2 separate regions of the Homo sapiens genome follow, and region 1 is linked to region 2. Evidence: chromatin loops called from intact Hi-C (ENCODE). Cell type or tissue: IMR-90. All regions are shown on one strand. Links, peaks and the distances in the headings refer to the core of each region. The heading gives the core; the rest is flanking DNA.

Region 1 (2,912 bases), core at 212-2,711, 170 kb after region 2:
TCCTCTAATATTCTTGGAGCCCTTCATATGTGATTTGTGATTTGTAGAAACCATAAATGCCATGGAGACGTTACCACACCCATTCTGTGGCTGCGCAGAGTGGAGACAATACTCTGTGAATTGTGGACAGTAAATTAGCCAGGATGGAGTGGAAGGGAAGAAATGAGAGATGCTCGGGGTTTTTACTGGGACAGTAGCATGATGAAGGATGTATTACAATTTTGGTACCTGTGATGCAATACAGGGACACTGATCAGGGTTTTTCTAGGATGAAGGTCAGACAGTTGCCATATTTCCCGTAATTTCACTATTTTCTGTATATTTTTCTTTTACTAATATGTCTATTAAAAAAAAATCAACTCAGGCTGGGCGCAGTGGCTCATGTCTGTAATCGCAGCATTTTGGGAGGCCGAGGCAGGTGGATCACCAGAGGTTAGGAGTTCAAGACCAGCTGACCAACATGGCAAAACCCTGTCTCTACTAAAAATACAAAAATTTGCCAGGCATGATGGCAGGTGCCTGTAATCCCAGCTACTTTGGAGGCTGAGGCAGGAGAATCATTTGAACCCAGGAGGCAGAGGGTGCAGTGAGCCAAGATCACGCCATTGCACTTCAGCCTGGATGATACGGCAAGACTCTGTCTCAAAAAAAAAAAAAAAAAAGAAAAGGAAAAGAAAAAGAAAGAAAAGAAAAAATCAACTCTACACAACTGTACAGAAAATATCCTATAATCCCAACTCCCACTGACAAACTCTGGTCACAAATTAATTCCTATCCTCTTGTATTTTTCCATGCATGCACAGGCATATGTATATTTTTAGTTTTTATGGAAACAAGATCATCATACCTGTGCCATCCTGCAACTGGTCTTTCTCACTTATTGTATAATGAATATGTTTCCTGTTCATATTTAGAGACATAACGCCGTTTGCTGCTTCAGTCCACTGTACAGACGTGTTGTAATTTGTTTAGCCTATCCTCTGCTAAACAGCATTCGAGTTGTTTCCAAGTTTTCTCAACTTCTAATGAGGCTTCAGTGGACATCCTTGTATATATTATTGTGCCCTTGCATGAGGCTATCTCAAGCGACATTCTTAAAAGTGGAACAGCTGGGCCCAAAGATGTGTGTTTCCAAAATGCTGGTAAGTGCTACCCTGTGTACAGGCAGGACCGACTTTCCGTCTCGAGCCATGCGGGGAGGTGCCCACTTGCCCCACTTTGTAGGGCTCCCCACAGAGCTTTGCTTACCCTGTCTCCACTCACTCCAAGTCTTTTTCCCCCACTCCTACTTCCAGGCAGACATCTCCCCTAGAATTGAGTCAACTGTTTTGACTTCAGACTTGTGTTTCTTTTTAAAGCTTTCACTCCATAAATTCTGTGGTATTTCCTTCATGTTCCCTATGTTTAAAAACTGCCCGTGCAGATGTCTAAGTGGTGCCTTCCTTCTCTGCTGAAGGCTCCCAGCTGCTCTGTGCTAAGCCTGACGTCTCTGGCAAGGACTGAGGCAGAGGCTGAAACAGAGGCTGAAAGAGGTGTCAGCAGGCACATTCTCTTTGCCATGAAGGATGCTGGGTAAAGGGACAATGGAGCTTCCTCAGCACCATACAAGTACCAAGAAATTCTCTAACTTTACTCAGCCTCAGAGCAACCCCAGGAAGTAAGTGACCAATACTTTTCATTCCCAGGTTGATAAAACCGGAGCTCAGAGATGTCCCACGACCACCTGAGGTCATACATGTAACACAACCTAGAGGCCAGGCTCAAGCCCGAATCTTTTGGCTTTACATGCAGTGTTTTTTTCCCACTAAATCTAAGATCACATCTTGGTTTAGAATACTCATAGTTCACCGAGCCAGCCCACGGTTATGATATCGTTTATTCTGATGTTTACCTCCAGGGTGCAGAGTGGCTAGAGGGAAGAAAGAGGACGGGTGGTATGAGCTTGGGGTCTGCTTCACCTCCTTACAAAAGATATTAGGGGCCCTTTGGAAGCATGAAAACCTTGGCTACCCCCAATGCAGTCCAGTCTCTTCAATATGATCCTTTTAGGGACTCTGTTCCATTTCTGAGAGCGGGAGATCAGGTTAGGAGGACTCCTCTGTTCCTTCAGTCCTTCTTCTAGAAAACACTTATTGAATAATCACTGGGGACCTGGCAGTAGATGAGAATCCCAGTGTATAAGCCCCACATCTCTCCAACAAGGAGCTCACCTTCCAGGATAAGGAAATAGACATATAATCACCTAAGTTCCGTCCGTCTTATAGTTATGATGGCACACAAATACATGCAGGGCACAGAGCGGACACAAACAGGAGGACAGGAGATCGGCAAAAGGTTTGAATCTAATGACATTTGAGCTTAGACTGTGCAGATGAATTCACCAAGCAGAAGAGAGTAGGATAGATGTGCTTGTCGGAGGGAGCATGGCTGACGCTTGCTCAAAGGCATGGGAAACTGGGGTGAGTGGGGAGGACGGGGAGATATGCAAGGCACTGCGGGCCATACCAAGAAGTTCATCTTTCATGCTAGGGTCAGGGAAAGCCAGAGCAGGAGGTAAAATTGAGCAGCAACGTGATCAGATTGGCTTCTAGAAATATCACTCAGGAGGCAGATTGGATGCTTTCTACCTGACATGAGGACCAGCCAGGAGGCTGCGGGTCAGCTAGGTGGGGGATGACAGCCTGAATAAGGCAGTGGATGTGGAAATGAGCAAGAGAGGGCTGGTTTTTAAGACCACTAGGAAGGCAGAATCCATAGTATTTGGTTGCTGATTGAGTGTGGGGATGAAGAAGAGGGGGACGTCAAGGATCACCCCTGAATGTCCGGCTCTGTTGAGTGAGCCCATGATAGTGCCATACAGTACGACAGGGACTCGGGGAAGGAAGCAAGTGTTAGGAAGCTATCGTGGCTTC
Region 2 (2,912 bases), core at 174-2,673:
AAGTGGGGAGATGGTATCGCACAGACGGGGATGAGTCCTCTGGGATAGGGGTAAGAAAAACAAGCACAGAGCCAAGCATTGAACCTTAATGCTTCCCAGGGGAAGGTGGCAGGGCAACTGGAAAGTAAGGGACCCTGGAAAACATCTCAGATCTCCTGGACAGTGCCTGGGAGATTCAAGACTAAGAGAGACCATTGATGGCTGGCACGGTGGCTCACGCCTGTAATCCCAGCACTTTGGGAGGCTGAGGTGGCAGGATTGCTTGAGGCCAGGAGATCGAGACCAGCCTGGACAACATAGTGAAACCCCATCTCTAAAAAAAAAAAAAAAATGCCAGACATGGTGGTGTGCACCTGTAATCCCAGCTACTCGGGAGGCCGAGGTGGAAGGATCACTTGAACCTAGGAGTTTGAGGCAGAGTGGACTATGATTGCCAGTAATAATAATGATAATAATGAAGAAGAAGACGCGCCATTATATTTGTCAACTGTGGCAGGGACAAGGCCAAAACCAAGTCAGTGGGGTCGCAGGATGAGTAGTTAGAGAGGGGATGAATGAGAGGGAGCGAGGGGAGACTGGCAGACTGCTTCTACCAGGCACACTGAAAGAATTTGGGAGAACAGAACAAACTGAAGGGAGGCAGGAGCGCATCATCACCCATCTGCAGGGTGAGCCCATGGCCAAGGAAAAGGCAGTGCTGTGCCATGCAGTTGTGGGGGTGGAGCCAGGCCCCATGGCATCAGTCCCAGAAAGAAAGATTCTGACTCCACGTGGGGCAGGATTTTCAAAGGACTACAACTTCACAATGCAATAGGCAAGCCCAGGTCCACCGGGGCTTTTCACACGAGGTTATGGAGCATCTGAAAAGGTCGCTGTGGGATATTCATAGGTCCCTCATCAACAGGAGAGCCACACGAGAGACCCCAAGGTGCCCTCCACCTCTGGACCGGTCTGATGCAGCATGGCCACGCCCCCACCCACCCAGGGACAGCCTCATGACCTTAGCAGATCCTGGTCACTCTGCCAGGCCAAATAAACGTGACGGGAAGGCGGAGAGCCATCAACTTGCCCTCCGCACACCCCTCCTGCATTTCCCATCCCTCATCTTCGTGTGCATCTTGTTGATGATTTGCTGTAGGAGTCAGAGAGCAGGTCACTAGCTGTTTGGGGAAATGGTAAACAAAGATAAGAGCTTTAAGCACTGGAATTTATTTTTTATCCACTGGCCTAAAAGCAACTGCATGTTAAATTTAGAAAGCTGGTGCCAGACCCCTCCCCGCCCCTCCTGCTTCCTGCTCCTCTTACCGCCCATGCTCAAAGCATGGTCTCAGCTGACTATAGAATACGAGATGTGTTTGTAAAGCCCAGGAGTCTTCAGAGGCTGCCTGCCTGGATGTTTATAAAAATGTCTCATCTGAGGGCCTGGGAGAAAGGGGCCGTTTCCTGCGCTCCCCAGCTCTGCTCACCATTCTAGCAGCAGCCATCTCTGCCCAAATATTTACCCAAACGTCCTCCCTGGTCAGGGCCCTGGGTGCATCAGTCCCCCACTGTCGTCAGGTGGGATGCCCGCAAGGGAGGGGGCAGCATTTTCAGCAGACCACCGATGGATTTATTAATAAGGCCTCCCTCACGCCTGGGAATCTATTATTGAACAGCTCTCTTTTCTCCGTGGGTTAAATCCCTTTGCTACCAACTCTAAGAACCTGCAGAAATCCTTCTATTGACCTGGAATTCTGTTGTATTGAATATTGTCTGAAATAAATGAGCCATTGTCTGGGCTCAGAATTTTCTGGGTAGAAAGAGATCTCCACTGTGATGTAATTTATTGCAGCAGGAGTTTTTTTTTTCTTTTTTTCCAGCTCATCCTGAATTCCCTATTGCCCACTCGGTCCATTTTCACAGTCCAGGATATAAGTGGGGAGGGCTAGGCCCAAGCTTAAAAAAAAAGCCTCCTTTGCCCAAGGATGATGTCCAGAGGCCTAAATGGTGACTGGTACCAGATTTTAAGGGCTACTGAGTAACTGAGGTCCATTTGTGTGGCCAGCTTAGAAGAAAAGAGATCAGACCAACACTCTCAGCTGGCATTGGGAGACCAGTCATAGGACAGTAAAAAGGGAAGAGCAGCTGGGCACAATGGCTCACGCCTGTAATCCCAGCACTTTGGGAGGCCAAGGCAGGCAGATCACTTGAGGTCAGGAGTTTGAGACCAGCCTGGCCAACATGGCGAAACCCCATCTCTACTAAAAATACAAAAAATTAGCCAAGTGTGGTGGCAGGTGCCTGTAATCCCAGCTACGCGGGAGGCTGAGGCAGGAGAACCACCTGAACCTGGGAGGCAGAGGTTGCAGTGAGCCCAGATCACGCCATTGCACTCCAGCCTGGGCAACAAGAGCAAAACTTCATCTCAAAAAAAATCAGCTGGGCATGGTTGTGCACACCTGTAATCCCAGCTACTTGGGAGGCTGGGGCAGGAGAATCACTTGAACCTGGGAGGCAAAGGCTGCAGTAAGCCACTGCCCTCCAGCCTGGGTGGCAGAGTGAGACTGTGTCTCAAAAAAAAAAAAAAAAAAAAGAAAGAAAGAAAAAGAAAAAGCAAAGCAAAGCAAACAAAGAGCAGTTCAACCCTCCCATTGGATGGATGAGGAACCACAGCCCAGAGAGGTGAAGTGACTTGCCTAAGCTGCACAGCAAAGGAGGGGGCAGAGGCAGCGTTAGACCTCAGGCCTTGGGATGCGGGTCCAGAGCTGTGCTCACTGCTACATTGCATTGGAGACAGAAGGGTTTAACCACAAAATCCAGGAGGAGAAACTAGGCATCCCATAGCTAGATGGGATTTTTAGTGTTCAATTGATAAGAAATTGTGGAGCATGCTTCTCGGGTCACACTGTGAGAATCTCAAGAAAGACAAGGCC

Evidence for each region. Peaks named below come from ENCODE experiments on the same cell type or tissue, not always from the same donor. Only the 100,000 strongest peaks of a DNase experiment are listed, where the experiment ranks them.
Region 1: it touches region 2 in a loop (2.8-fold over the local background); 7 of 110 quality-filtered maps call a loop at or near these places.

The regions. Positions count from the first base shown.
Region 1 is chr7:139,822,580-139,825,491 of GRCh38, reverse strand. It overlaps a transcript of TBXAS1 not described here. Among named protein-coding and RNA genes, the nearest start is that of TBXAS1, 5.2 kb to the left of the region's middle. In IMR-90, for the core only: no CTCF peak of the experiment used is centred there; a DNase peak (open chromatin) is centred at 1,441; H3K27ac peaks cover 1,634 bases.
Region 2 is chr7:139,993,553-139,996,464 of GRCh38, reverse strand. The region is part of intron 9 of TBXAS1 (thromboxane A synthase 1); the gene reads right to left. Among named protein-coding and RNA genes, the nearest start is that of PARP12, 68 kb to the left of the region's middle. In IMR-90, for the core only: no CTCF peak of the experiment used is centred there; a DNase peak (open chromatin) is centred at 1,294; H3K27ac peaks cover 1,470 bases.